3 separate regions of the Homo sapiens genome follow, and regions 1 and 3 are each linked to region 2. Evidence: read pairs that join two places in POLR2A ChIA-PET (ENCODE). Cell type or tissue: PC-9. All regions are shown on one strand.

Region 1 (2,500 bases), 600 kb after region 2:
GCTAAATATAGACTGCTGTTTACCTATCTCTATCAGCTATCTATGTCTACCTATTAATGTGTCTGTCTCTCTATAACATATGCATGTATATATTTCAATGGAACTGCATTTTTAAAATATATATTTTGTTCTTTTCTGAGATGTATTGTTTCGTTATGTCATGCTTTTTCCCTAAGGTTTCAATTTTTCTTTTACATTTTAATTAATTTTACATTTATTTTGTATCTTATTTGAGTGATCTTGATATTACAACATGTTCATGGGGTTATAAATCAGATGTGTCTTTTAACTCATAATAGATTCTTTCCTCATATGCTTTTAATTTTTGCTTTTAATTTTTTATTGTTAGCTCACACATTAGGAAGGCTTAATTTTTCCCTGCTGTCAGAAAACCTTGTAGTAGCTTGCACTGTGTTCTGCAAAAGAAGCCTCAGAATTATTAACAAATTTTATATTAATTTCTTCAATTGGTGGTACTGACATTACATAGGTAATGAAAATTTGAACCCTAAACCAATGTGAGATACAAAACTGGAACCTCTGAGGATTATTCTTTTTCCTTCTATAGCCCACAGTAATACAGATGAGCTTTCTTTCCACTTCCCTGTGCCGGTGGGGAGAATATTTGTCTAGTTTGCCCTTTCACTAAGGGTATAGCACTTTGGGGATTCTAGGTTTATGTTAGTCTCAGTTTCTCTTCCCTGTCTTGTATCCAAGATGCTGTATCGCACAGACAGAAAATCCTTATCCTTCCTGCCTACAGTAGCCTCACCATCAGCTCAAAATATTCTGCTTTCAATTACCTATTCACTTATGATACTTGACATTTTTCCTTCCTCACAAGCTGTCAGGCATTTAAAACAATTTCAACATTTTAAAGCATGAGAGATTTTACTTTTTTTTTTTGTCCATGGCATTTCTGGAATCTGAACTCTCCCTTAGTAATATCTTAGTAAAAGTTCTATAGGTAAAATTGCTGAGTCAAAGTATTCATCTATCTTTAATGCTTTTAACATAATTGTCAAAATTGTTTGCTACAAGAAGCATGCAAGGATAGGATCATGATGATGCCTCAGTCTACACAGATGACCTTTGCTTTGCTTCTCTGTCCCTTCTCTTTCATCCTTCTTCTACTCTGGTGCTACTTTATGACAGCCTGGAATCATTTGTTTCTGCATTTCTGGGGTGCTATGGAGCTCTTCAGTGCTGTATTGACTTGTCTGTCTTGTCACCTACCACCGCAAATTGTAATATGGTTTATTGCTACTTCCTCAGTATTGACTGAGGATAGTGTAAGTGTTGCTATTGCTTTGTGTTCCTACAGGGACAAAAGCCTTTTTCACAGGGACTCATGACTTGCTACCCTTTCAATTCACCTTCCTTCCCACTGTCTAAGAAATCTTTACTGATTTTCGAGTTAGAGAATGAAGGTGGTTAAGAGTCTAGCTGTTAAGTAAACTGCATTTTCCCATCTATTGTCTGGCCTGTGTACTAGAGTCCTCTCTGCTGCTCTTGGGAGAGTGGAATTTTAAAATTCCAAATTCAAGAAAGTATGGCATCTTTTTTTTTCCCCCTTGTTTTCAGTTCATGTGAGACAAATCAGTAGAATGTCTCAATGACTGAAGGGTCACAGAGTGAAAGAAGGCAGGGGAATAAAATCACTTTTGTTAATATAGCATATTATTATCATATAACATTTAATGAAGCTTCGGGGGATTCTTTTACTTCACCCACATGGTCCCTTGCCACTCTTACAATACCTTAGACCTCAAATCTCCAAACGTATACTTTTTTGACTCACAGGAAGTCTAGGTTTCCGTTTCGGTTTTGCAAAATATCTAAGCTATTTCTCCTGGGAGTCCTTAGAGAGACAGAGTTCTGGCATAAAATGAAGCTACTTCTTGCATTTCTGGGGTTCTTCTTTTTAGTGTTCCTTCCTCTGGTCATCCATGACCTCTGTAGCCCAAGATTGTTGCTGATGGAATTGCCAGTGTTGTCACAGATATCCTCTATTTTTGACGCTTTCTCCCTCTAGCCATTAGAAAAGAAAATTTTCTTCTTTATATGACGAGTCTTCTGAAGTTTCTCATAGCATGTATGTTGGCGCCGTGGTAAATTCTTCCTTTATTTTATGTCATTTTTTGTCTTAGAGTAAGCAGACATCCAAAGGGCAATGTTAGGGGATGGAGAGGTCTATTCTCATACTCTCTCTGAAAATACTATTTCTCTTTTGAAACTCAGGTTCTGTTGCTCTACTTACATACTCTATCAGACTTGTTTTTCACTTGGATATTTTCTCACAGATTTCATTATCCCATGGAAATCAAGTTCTATTACTGGAAATCTGGATCTGTGCCCTAGAACATTCCCAGGCAGTTAAGACACTCTTGATCAAGTTATGATTGTTAGAAGATGGTTCTGCCCAAGAGCACAGAAAGAGCCTCTGTGGACTAATGAGGTTTAACTTCCAATTACATCTAATAGAGTTTTATATCTGACA
Region 2 (2,500 bases):
CTGTATTCCCAGTGTGCATAGCCTTCTCCAGAAAGCAAGCTTCCAGCCTTCTGCAAGGATGAAGGAAAAGAGATCACAGAGTACAGACAGAGGGAAAGATATCTGGGTATCAAATTCCTAAAATTTCAACCAGTTCTCCCGTTTTGCCCCCCTGTCCCCTCTTCACCATGGGTCCCATGTTTTCCCAGCTTTGAGCTCTCAGGGAATTCTATAAACTGACTTGTTTCTGGGCTTTTCTATTACTTAGAGATCAGCTTTTTAAGTCTACTAAGTCAACGCCTTCTAAAATTTTGGTGTGGGTTTCTCTTCTCCCTTGTGGATTTATGGCTTTTTTAAAAAAGAATTCCCTTATTCTCATTTTAGTATATGTTTGGCAAGAGGCAGAGTTAAATGCTAGTAATATGCCACTTGTTTAACTGAAATCTTAGATAATTTAGCTTTTCAATAAATGTATTTATCTTCATAAATCAAACACGGTGTATCACAGACGAAACGTCAAAATGATGACAAAGTAGTTAAAAGACAAAATTGGAAGGCAAACCTAACAGAATAAAGAAATAAATGGTTGAAAGTTTGGGGGGAGCGGGTAACCTGTTTTTGCTATACAAATTTTGTTAAAAGCCAAATTTTCAAGAGAGAAAAATCAAAACCCCCTGACTTTGTACTTTTTGAGGAGTTAAAGAAACCAAGTGATTTATCCAAGACAAGTGGGCTTTTTAGTGGTGAAGATAAATTTCACATTTAAATCTGGTGAGTCCTTAACATATCATGGAGTAAAAACCAAAACCAAAGGAGACACAGGCTCTGAGAAAGGTGGGTATTTCTAGCAAAAGAAATGCTGTCAGCAGGAGGGCCGGAGGTGATCAAGTTCCAGCATTAAATTATGTACATAAAAACAGTAGTGCTTAAGCTCAAAGGCAGGGTCATCTATTTTTTGAGACAGAGACGGTCTCCCTCTGTCGCCCAGGCTGTAGTGCTGTGGCACAATCTCAGTTCACTGCAACCTCTACCTCCTAGAATCAAGCGATCCTCCTACCTCAGCCTCCCAAGTAGCTAGGACTACAGGTACACGACACCATGCCTGGCTAAATTTTTTTTTTTTTTTTTTTTTAGTAGAGATGAGGTTTTGTCATGTTGCCCAGGCTGGTCTCAGACTCCTGTGGTCAAGCAATCCTCCTGCTTCAGTCTCCCAAAGGGCTGGGATTACAGGCAGGAGCCACTGCGCTCGGCCAAAGACAGGGTAACATAAACTTTACCCTAAATCCACTGTGCATGCAGAAAGGGGTTGACTGACGAATCCTTGTTTTTCTGAGACTCGACATGCAGACAGTTTGATGCTAGAGGAGCTCCCTTTCCTAGGCTTTGTCATATTTCTTTCCCATTCACTGACTGACCTTCCTTGTTTTCAGCCCTCTATTTGCACTGGTACCCTTTAACTCAGTAGTTCTCCGCTATGGTATTAGTTGTCAGGAGTGTCCACACTTAAGTACCTTAAGTTCATGAGTCATTTTTTAAGCAAACAAAAAAGAGTAGTTATAGCACTTACTTTCTTTTGAGCATGAATAGAGAAGAAAAGGACAGAAGTATAGCAAAGAAATTAAAAATCTCTTAGTATTAGAGGTACTAAAAAAATCTAGATATTAGCAAGGGAGAATGGAGTATATGTCAGTATCATCCATGAGTGTCCCAGTAGAAAAACAACTTACTAATCTAACCAATTTCACTTTTGCTGATTCCATTCATCTCTACCTTCAGATTTCTTTTTATTTTCTTCACTACCAAAACCACTCCTGTGCTACTCTTTGACCAACAATTTTATTATGATTATTATTGCAACGTCAATTAAAGCAGGAGCAAGTCTTAGAACTCCTTCCACAATACCTTACCAACAATTAGACCTATAAAATTTAAAAGGTTGGGAGAATACTCAATAGCAGTGCACCTGTAAGGTCTCAGCTGTGCTAATCATAGGAAAATGAATAATTTCTGGAGAACAACTCTTATTTTTTCAAGCATTTTTAAATATAACAGCTTACATACTAAAGCTATATAAATCTTTAGTTACTTAAATGTCTAAAATTACTACTCTATGTATCACTCAGACATTCAATAGAAATGATAAAGTCAAATACAGGCTTTCCTTCTTGACTTCTTGGCAGCTGGAAGAATAATCCATTGCTATACTCTAATACAGACCATATACCTACTCTTCTTCCTGATGCCTAGTGATTCTGTAGCAGGTCATGATCTAACAGTTTGCTCTCAGTTCATGGAACGGCAGCAATGATATGATGCTCAGTCTTTGGTCTGTCTAAATGTGCCCATTCTTCAAAACTCAGCATTACTCCACCCTTTCCCATCATCTCTCTTTGATTTTCTGGTCTGAAGTCCTCCGGGTTGTACACTTCCCATTTATTATCCCTTTGTCTTAGTAATTCATTTGGAGATAACATAAAAGAACTGAGATAAGATATAGGGTTCTATATCACGATATATAGAA
Region 3 (2,500 bases), 130 kb before region 2:
CCAACAGGTTATTTTTCTGGTCTTTTCAGGGAGTGAGCAGTTAACAGAAACAAGAGATTAATGCCTTATGCCCAGTGCTTGGCTATGTGTTCACTAATTTTGTGCAAAAAGGAAATAAGGCCTGAATTTACTATCCAAATAGACAGGCACCCCTACTTGGGTGAAGAAAGTTAAGTTTTAGGAAAATTAAAGGCAGAATTCTCTGTGTCTGTTATAGACTCAGCATAGCACTGAGCTGAATTTTATATGAGCCTAGACTAAAGACAGAAGCCGGGTATTTAGTTGAGTATAGCCAAAAACATCATCAAAACTGGCCAGGTGAGACTGAAGATTAGAGTGGGGAAGCTCCCTGGGACTGTCAGGTACAGAGAAAAAGCACTGGATTTATTTGCAAGTGACACCTGCACCAAAAAATAAATAAAATTAAAAATTTTTTTTTTTTTTGAGAGGGAGTTTCACTCTGTCACCCAGGCTGGAGTGCAATGGCCCGATCTCAGCTCACCTCAACCTCTGCTTCCTGGGTTCAAGTGATTCTCCTGCCTCAGCCTCTCAAGTAGCTGGGATTACAGGCATGCGCCACCATGCTAATTTTTGTGTTTTTAGTAGAGACAGGGTTTCTCCATGTTGGTCAGACTGGTCTTGAACTCCTGACCTCAGGTGATCCACCTGCCTCGGCCTCCCAAAGTGCTGGGATTACAGGCGTGAGCCACTGCACCCGGCCTAAAATTTTTTTAAAGTATTGGTTTTGGATTCAAAAATGTGTTTATGTTCACCATTTACCAGTGATTTTACTGTGGGCAATTAACTTCCCCAAACCTCAGTAGCTCACCTGTAAAATGGAAATAATGTCGGTACCTACATCATAGAGTTAATATGACGGCCAAATGGGACAGTATATGCCAAGAGCTTGTCATGGTGTAATTGGTGGTATTAACTGTTATTATTATAATTCACTGCAGGATTGTAGGGCTTGGGAAGAGGAAAGATATGATCAGTGGTATACTTGAAGGGGATTGAATAATGCAAAAATAAGAGAGAAATGTATTCAAAGCTGGGAATTCAGGATATGGCTTTTCTGTAGTAGTTTGGCATTTTTCCACAAAGACTAGTTATCAAGGCCACAGGGGCTGTTTCCCTAGCTAAATTCTCTCCCTTGGATGTTAAAGTGCTATTTACCTGTCATGAAGGCTGCCTAGGCAGAGTTTGGAACTGTAGAAGAAGCTTGACCTTAAAAGGTCAAGAATTTAGAACTCAACAGAGATGAAATCTGTCAGTGAAACAACTAAGTGTTTTTGTGGGGATGTGTGGGAGGTGGGAACTGTTTTTTTTAAAGATGCTATCAGTGGTGATGCAAAAGAATATGAGCTAATGAGCCCAAGGCTGTTCCTTCTCAAACCTGCTTATTCACCAACCAAGCAAGTCCTGCCCAGGAGGGAGAGAAGGAGGTGATGTTAAGTGAGCTCAGTGCTTACTGTGTGCCATGCCAGTTTTATGTTTGGCCTCCAAAGACAAAGGGAAGAGAAAGAGAAAGGAGGGAAGCTACTCTTCTCATTATTTGTAGAACTACAAACCCAATATTTATTGTGTGCTTACCATGTGCCTCTAGGTACTATGCTTTGCACACATTACCTTGTTTAATCCTTCTCACAAACCTTTCCAGGTATTTTTATCCTCATCATTGAACTCCTCATTGATTTCCTCTTGTTTTCTTATTAAGTACTCACAACTTTGTGAAAGAACTCTGGTGTCAATAATTTGTAAGCAGACAGGAGAAATGTGACGTGGTGTTTGACTGAGTATGGCAGCAAAGAAGAGTATAGAGAATCAACAATAAAAGTTTAAAGAGCAACAGAATGGAAAGATGGCAGGTCGAACAAGGAAAAGGGCTCACAACCTCTATTTTAATGGTGTGGGCCTCAAGAGTAACCACATATCCATGGGAGGGCCTCTAAATATAAAGACAAAAGTCTTGATGGTGATCTTGTGATTATGAGACTGGAAAAGTTGGATCATTTTCTGTTCCTAATGTTACATTTGGAAAATTGAGCAGTTTTCTAGATCCCCAGAGATTCCTTAGAATAAGGTCAAAAGTTGTAAAATGAAATACTGTATATATACTATTAGTCACCTTCATTGTTATTTTATGTGATTTGATTTTTAAGTTAACATGGTGTCAAGATGCCATCCATATGAGTTTTAATAATTTTCATTTAGTCTTATCTGTTTATAAGAGATGCAGGAGTGATTCATTTTTGTACTAGTTAATATCAACTCTTTCTCAGAAGTAGTCAAAATATAAATAAAAGTTCTTCAAAAGTAACCCAGGAGCAACAGCTGAGCAGTGCCAGAGTTGTGAGGTAAACATCAATCATTTCACAAATGTTCTGACTTGTTGAGCAGTGTTCATTTCCAGGTTTCAAACTTAAAGTATCTATTAAGCAATCTTAAAAGAAAGAACACCGCCTTAGGAAAAAAGAGATTTGCCAAACTCTTCATACTT

What was found. Peaks named below come from ENCODE experiments on the same cell type or tissue, not always from the same donor. Only the 100,000 strongest peaks of a DNase experiment are listed, where the experiment ranks them.
Region 1: POLR2A ChIA-PET joins it to region 2 with 8 read pairs; 3 of 35 experiments call an interaction of 5 or more read pairs at or near these places.
Region 3: POLR2A ChIA-PET joins it to region 2 with 5 read pairs; 4 of 35 experiments call an interaction of 5 or more read pairs at or near these places.

The regions. Positions count from the first base shown.
Region 1 is chr12:90,297,508-90,300,007 of GRCh38, forward strand. All of the region lies in intron 2 of LINC02392 (long intergenic non-protein coding RNA 2392), which reads left to right. Among named protein-coding and RNA genes, the nearest start is that of LINC02392, 5.4 kb to the left of the region's middle. In PC-9, no CTCF peak of the experiment used is centred here; no DNase peak of the experiment used is centred here.
Region 2 is chr12:89,698,923-89,701,422 of GRCh38, forward strand. The region is part of intron 1 of ATP2B1 (ATPase plasma membrane Ca2+ transporting 1); the gene reads right to left. Among named protein-coding and RNA genes, the nearest start is that of ATP2B1, 8.7 kb to the right of the region's middle. In PC-9, no CTCF peak of the experiment used is centred here; a DNase peak (open chromatin) is centred at 1,469; H3K27ac peaks cover 371 bases.
Region 3 is chr12:89,565,512-89,568,011 of GRCh38, forward strand. No RefSeq gene overlaps it. Among named protein-coding and RNA genes, the nearest start is that of POC1B-GALNT4, 40 kb to the left of the region's middle. In PC-9, no CTCF peak of the experiment used is centred here; no DNase peak of the experiment used is centred here.